Regions from separate parts of the Homo sapiens genome. Here region 1 is linked to region 2. A link is a contact called in ENCODE Hi-C or POLR2A ChIA-PET data. All regions are on one chromosome and are shown on one strand. The core of a region is the stretch at or near the end of the contact, and the rest is flanking DNA. Distances in the headings are between cores, read along the strand shown.

The links. A loop is a pair of places that touch in the nucleus more often than their neighbours do. ChIA-PET counts read pairs that join two places held with the same protein, here RNA polymerase II (POLR2A). Pooled maps may share reads with other maps.
Region 1: a map of dorsolateral prefrontal cortex shows a loop between it and region 2 (5-fold over the local background). The contact joins the promoter of AK5 here to the enhancer-like site in region 2. A Hi-C loop is called at or near these places in 3 of 168 maps with a recorded cell type or tissue (dorsolateral prefrontal cortex and posterior cingulate gyrus) and 3 of 50 pooled maps. POLR2A ChIA-PET finds 5 or more read pairs at or near these places in 2 of 52 experiments (OCI-LY7 and activated naive CD4-positive, alpha-beta T cell).

What each region holds. Positions count from the first base shown.
Region 1 is chr1:77,280,594-77,283,293 of GRCh38, reverse strand. It overlaps AK5 (adenylate kinase 5), which reads right to left and starts at 1,275. Exons shown (of 14, transcript NM_174858.3): 1 at 921-1,275. The coding sequence starts at 980. RefSeq lists a silencer at 1,356-1,415.
Region 2 is chr1:77,398,495-77,401,194 of GRCh38, reverse strand. The region is part of intron 6 of AK5 (adenylate kinase 5); the gene reads right to left. Among named protein-coding and RNA genes, the nearest start is that of AK5, 120 kb to the right of the region's middle. Within about 2 kb of position 1,321, at least 2 of the 41 ENCODE cell types and tissues checked have a DNase peak (open chromatin) inside an H3K27ac peak, as active enhancers do; they include dorsolateral prefrontal cortex, where a contact is called at or near this core.

The DNA.
Region 1 (2,700 bases), core at 26-2,525, 120 kb after region 2:
CCTACTTCAAGCAAAAGCACTTGAGATTCAGGAATGTTTTTAAATTCAAATACAAAGAGAAGGAAAGGAAGCCAAACGACCTGAGACAGGGGTTGTGGCTTAGAACAGACCAAGGTTCATTCCTCGAGCCTCCTCTCTCTCAGTCTCCAAGTGTCCCCCCATTCCCGGGTCCCGGTGCAGATGATGCTGTGCTGCGGTCTGAAGACTGAGCAACAGGAGTCCGCCCCCCTCGCAGCTCCCTCCCCGACCCGCTATCTCCAGGTGGGTTGTCGAGCACTGGCGAAACCTGCGGCCCAACCCTTCCTAGGCAACGGGAAAAACGTGCTCAGGAGTTCATTCAGCGAAAGCGCAGAGCAAGGCTGGGGGCCTGTCACCGGGGAGGTGGCACTTGATAGGTTGGGTTTTGCTTTTTGCATCTTCATCCCTCTCTTCCAAGCTGTCTCCAGGAAGGGCTGCCTTCGTCCACATTTCCTCTTTCCCCCAGGGGTTCCGACCCTCGACCAGCAGAGTGACTAGGGCTCTGGCTCCCTCAGTTTCGAGTCTTTACTCGCTGCTGGGCGACAGTGCAGCCACCTGACCTGGCCCTCGCCCCCAGAGAGTGCGGCCCGGCCGCGGTCTGCAGCCCACCCTGGGTGTCCACATCCGAGGGGCGCGATGGGAGCAGGCTGCTTTCAGAACCCTGCTGGAAGACTGAAACTTGATCTGTGAGATGCAGGCTTCTAAGCCCAGCCTTCTGACAAGGACCCTGGCAACCCGCGGGAAAGGCGACTACCCTCGGGGGAGCGGGCGAGTGCGCTTCTACAAGCCCCTTCATTACATGCCCCGTGTGGGGAAGGTGGGACGGGGCGCGGCTGCCTCAACCCGAACCCCTGAGATGCAGTCCCCGGATGCTACCGCCCGTCGGCCAGCTCTAGCCCTACCTCAAAAAGCTGAGGGATTTCCCTCCGGGCCAGATACTCCTTGGCATCGTTGGTGTTCATGGCTGTGCCGCGCGTGCCTTGGGGCGCAAGCGGGGAGGCTCCCGGGCTGCGGCGACCTGAGCCGGGGCTGAAGCTGGGGCTGGCAGAGTCCGCGCCGAGCAGCGGTGCAGCCCTCTTTCTCACGCGCACTCAGCTCAGCCTCTCCGCCCAGGCCAGGGACCCCCTCCGCCTCTCCCCGGGGGCTGTGGTCTCCGCGCTCCCGCCGCCCCCGCTTCGGTTCCAGCCCCCGAGCCGGAGCTGCAGGCGCCGAGCAGCTGTGCCGCGGCTTCCCGGGCTGCCAGGCAGCGCGGCCGCCAGGGGTGGGGCGCAGGGAGCGGAGGAGGGAGGACAGCGTGGCGAACGCAAGGCAGCAGCCGGCCCGCCTCTCCGGTTCAGCGCGCCGCGCTCCGCGCCTCCCCGAGCCGGGTCTGCGGCGGCTGCCGGTCACGCTGCGCGGGCTGGCGCGAGGTGCGGAGGTGGGGGCGGGCACGCGCAAGGGGTCGTAGTCATACCCCTCGGTGCGGCACCGGCGCCAGAGCGCGACGCTTCACTGCGTGCGCCGCCCAGGGATGCAGCTACCGGGGACCAGGTGGCCAAGGGAACAGGGTCGGGGTCTGTAGGAACCTGCGACCGTTTCGCTTCTCCGGACCTTGTACGCACACAGACACACTCGCACGCACATACACGGTTACCTCCGGGTCTCCGAGGAACTCCCAGGAAAAACCTAATAGTCACAGGATTTATCATTTATTCCTAAGGTTACGGATCTTTCACTATAGGGAGCTGTGGGGAAGGGGGAAAAGGGGATTCATGGTGTGGAATCCAACCCTTCAGATAATTTTTAGATCTTGAGTATCTCTATCCTTCAGGAAAGTTTTGCTAGCTGGTTTCGAATTTTTACCCTGTCGGTGTCACAAATCTTTATAGACTTTAGGATAAGGCCTTAGTGTGAGCCTGAAATCCTAATCAACTGAAGGACTAATAAGTAGTCAACTAGTTAATTATCTCCATGGAGAAGAAGGGACAGTGGAGGAGAAAGGTGGGTGGTAGTGGAGAGCTAGAGATGCTTAAATTGCAAATGTGTTTAGTAGGTGGGGAGGGTGGGCATCATTAATTAGACCTGAAGAGTGTGCAGTCCGTGGACAGTGTCGTATCAGAGCACCCCTGGGGGAATATGAGTGAGTATGAGTGGGTGCGCTAAGGCATAATGGTTAATGGATCTTCCTGCTGCAGACCATTGTTAAGGTGTAACCCATCTTCCTCCTAGCTCCCAAGATGACTCAATTCCCTGCTAAGATGTCTTCACATTGCCTATTTGGGAGATAGTCCTTGCCCCCGGAGAATATGATCTCTAACTTCCCACAAAGCCTAACACTGTAGGAGGGTGTGTGAGAGAGGACACTTTGGTAGGCACTGGTATCTGGGGTCTGGCTGGAGAAAGAAGCAACGCTGCCACTGCTTTAAAAAACTATAGAGTCTGAATGTCCATTTCAAGTGCTTCTTTGCAGATCTTTTCTTGGTTCTATTTCTTGTTCCGGAAACAACTGCAGCTCAAGCCTTAACTACAGCTGCAGCTTTGTTTTACCTGAGGGAGTAAATGAACTTTTAGCACTTGTGAACCCGTGTGTCATATGGTTGCCTTAAACGAGGCAGGTATTTCAGTTCCATGGAAATTGGTTTTTGCCCTTAGAATATGCCATTTCACTTACAGTCCCAACTTCTAGTATTTCTTTAGCTTATT
Region 2 (2,700 bases), core at 72-2,571:
AAAACTCATGGCTCCTGGAGTGAAGTTATCAGCAATGGAGTAACAACCATTGAGACTACTTTGCAGAACCATATTTCTAAAGCCTCATAATTAACTACAAAATTTGAAAGAGAAACACCTAAGTGGACGTGGTGAGTGAGATGGGTGGGAACAATTCTCTGAGAAAGTAGAGTCAGTCCCATGTTTTGATGAGAATTCCTGTGGTACAGCCCTGCTGAACCAAGCTTGGCGGAACATACTTTTTTTTTTTTTTTTTTTTTTAACAGAATGAAAGAAGGACAAATCATGAAAGAAGACAGATCTAAAAACAGACATGATTGGTATGCAAAGGGATGAGTACAGAACACTTGAAGGCTGTGTATATCTGAGTAAAACACTTATTTTCTAAGCCTTCTGTACAGAATCTTTATTTCACTGGATATAGGCAGCACCCAGAGAACTTTGTGGGGAAAAAGTCAACACAATAAAGAGATACTAGAGAAAATTGTTGTGATATTTATGAACTGTTTTATGAAAAACTTCTCCTTGAACATGAAGCTTAACACTGTAATAGTGACTTTGATTTATTCTGCTATAGAAACCTAGCAGAGAAGGTTAACTTAAGATAACTTTGATTATTCCTACGACATTAGCTCAGAGAATATTTTTTGGAATCTTCATCAGCACTCAACAACAGGAGCACCAGGTAACGCCATTTACTGAACAACTACTATGTGCCACACACTGCATTAGAGGTTTTCTTTATACATTTTTTATCAATTTTAATTTATCACTTGGATTTTATATGGATTTATTCGATTCCTACAATAACATTATAAAACATTATCTCCATTTTAAAGATTCAAAAACTGAGCCTCAAAGAGATTAAATAACTTGTCCAGGTTGTGTAACTACATTGCAGAGCCAGGATCCAAATCCACATCTGTCTGCATCAGACAGATGCAGATGCCAAGGCTGGCAGGATCAGATCTTAGCTGGGCACTTGCAGAACAAAGCAGGGCTTTTGGAAGTAGTCTTAGGATGGACCCCCAAGAATCCTCAGAAACTGTGCCAAGCCAGGTCCAGATGCAATATACTGAAATATTCTTTATCTTCTTCCCCATTTGGGGACCTTAGTAGGTGATTCTGTTTCTCTGCATGATGCATGTACCTTGCTGGGTGGCTGTGGTTGTTGGCAGAAGAACCTTCCTGCAGACTGGCCAGGAAATCAGAAGGAGCAAGGGCAGGCAAAGTTGACTGCAAGAGGCAGATGACTTCCCAACTCCTATGGGTCTGTGTGGGTTGGTAGCTTAAAGCTACAGGGAAACTGGCTACTGCCCAGCAATCCTCTTTGTCTATTGTTGACTCTAGTTGCACCCCACAGCAGCCTTCTAAACCTCTTTGCAAATAACCCTGCCTTTTAGTTTGCTGAGAGGATTGAGGTCATCTAGCATGGATTCTGTTTTTCTCCTCTCATCACTATTCGGTCTCCCTCAGGAATCAAAGGAAGAGTGGGCCTAGCCTCCTTCCAAGAGCCTCTCTGAGATGGGAGAATGGATTTCTGATATGGGCCATGTCTGGTCTGGCACTTCCTAAAGAAGCTGCTCTGGTTCTGTCCCAGAGTTCCAGCCACCAGCACCCACACACATGGGCCCAGCTTAGCTGCCCCTCCCTCACAGCCCAACCAGGGCTTTGGCCCCCTATCCCCTTTGACTGAGAGAAAGCATTCCAGACTCCTTTCCCAGAGCCCCTTGATCTGGCTGTCTAATTAGGAGACAGTCGATTCAAAGCCAGACCACTAACAATAAGAAGGGAGAGGCTCGGTTTCAGGCCATGCAGGAGGTTGTGGTTGAGAGAAAAGGGCCCAAGAGAAAAGAATCCAAGTCAGTGGTGGTAATCGGGGTTCGGAACAATTCTTTAGCTGAAGGGAGGGTGGCTGCAGTGGCCGATTGTCTAAATTTTATAGATTCAGGTACAGCCCCAGAGCAAACATCCTTAGCTTGACCAATGTCCAGATCATGAGCAGATATCAAGTGCCCAATATTCTGCTCGCTAATCTTTGGGTACTATGACAGAACACTTCTAAAATTAAGTTGCTGCAGAAAGCACTTACTTCTATTGGGGGTAGCTGAAATAAACCCCAATGTAGTAAATACCAAGAGGATTTAAGATTTCATTAAGATGATACTGACTAGATAATGCATTGCTTCTCAATCAAAAGTTGCTTAAGAAAGGGATCTGTAGCCCAGAAAATAGGGTGATTAATAGATTTCGTCAAATAAATAAACTTTTAGAATATCTCTTGAGATCCATATAGATTGGACCCAATCTCGTATACCACCTACAGGATGCAATTCAATATAGATATATTGAACACCTACTTTGTTCTAGGTATTAGACTGATCATTGGAGATGCATGGAAGCAAGATTAAATCATATTGGCTTTTCTGTACTTATTAAACCACTAGTGAGGACTAAAATACTTTGAAATGACTTGGTAAAGAAAGCGTTAAAGGGAGAAAATGAGAAAAATGATATGCTCGTTTTAGACAAGAATTACACTGTGCAGTTCTCGTTTTTTCTCTACTGCACCTACAGCATTCTGAGCCCAGCAGTTAGACAAATACTCGTCAAGCTGAATTAACCAGAAAATTAAATTAATTAACATACCCTTTTCCCCTTTCTATTTTCTCTTCTCTCCTCCCAGCATTCCAGCAATTT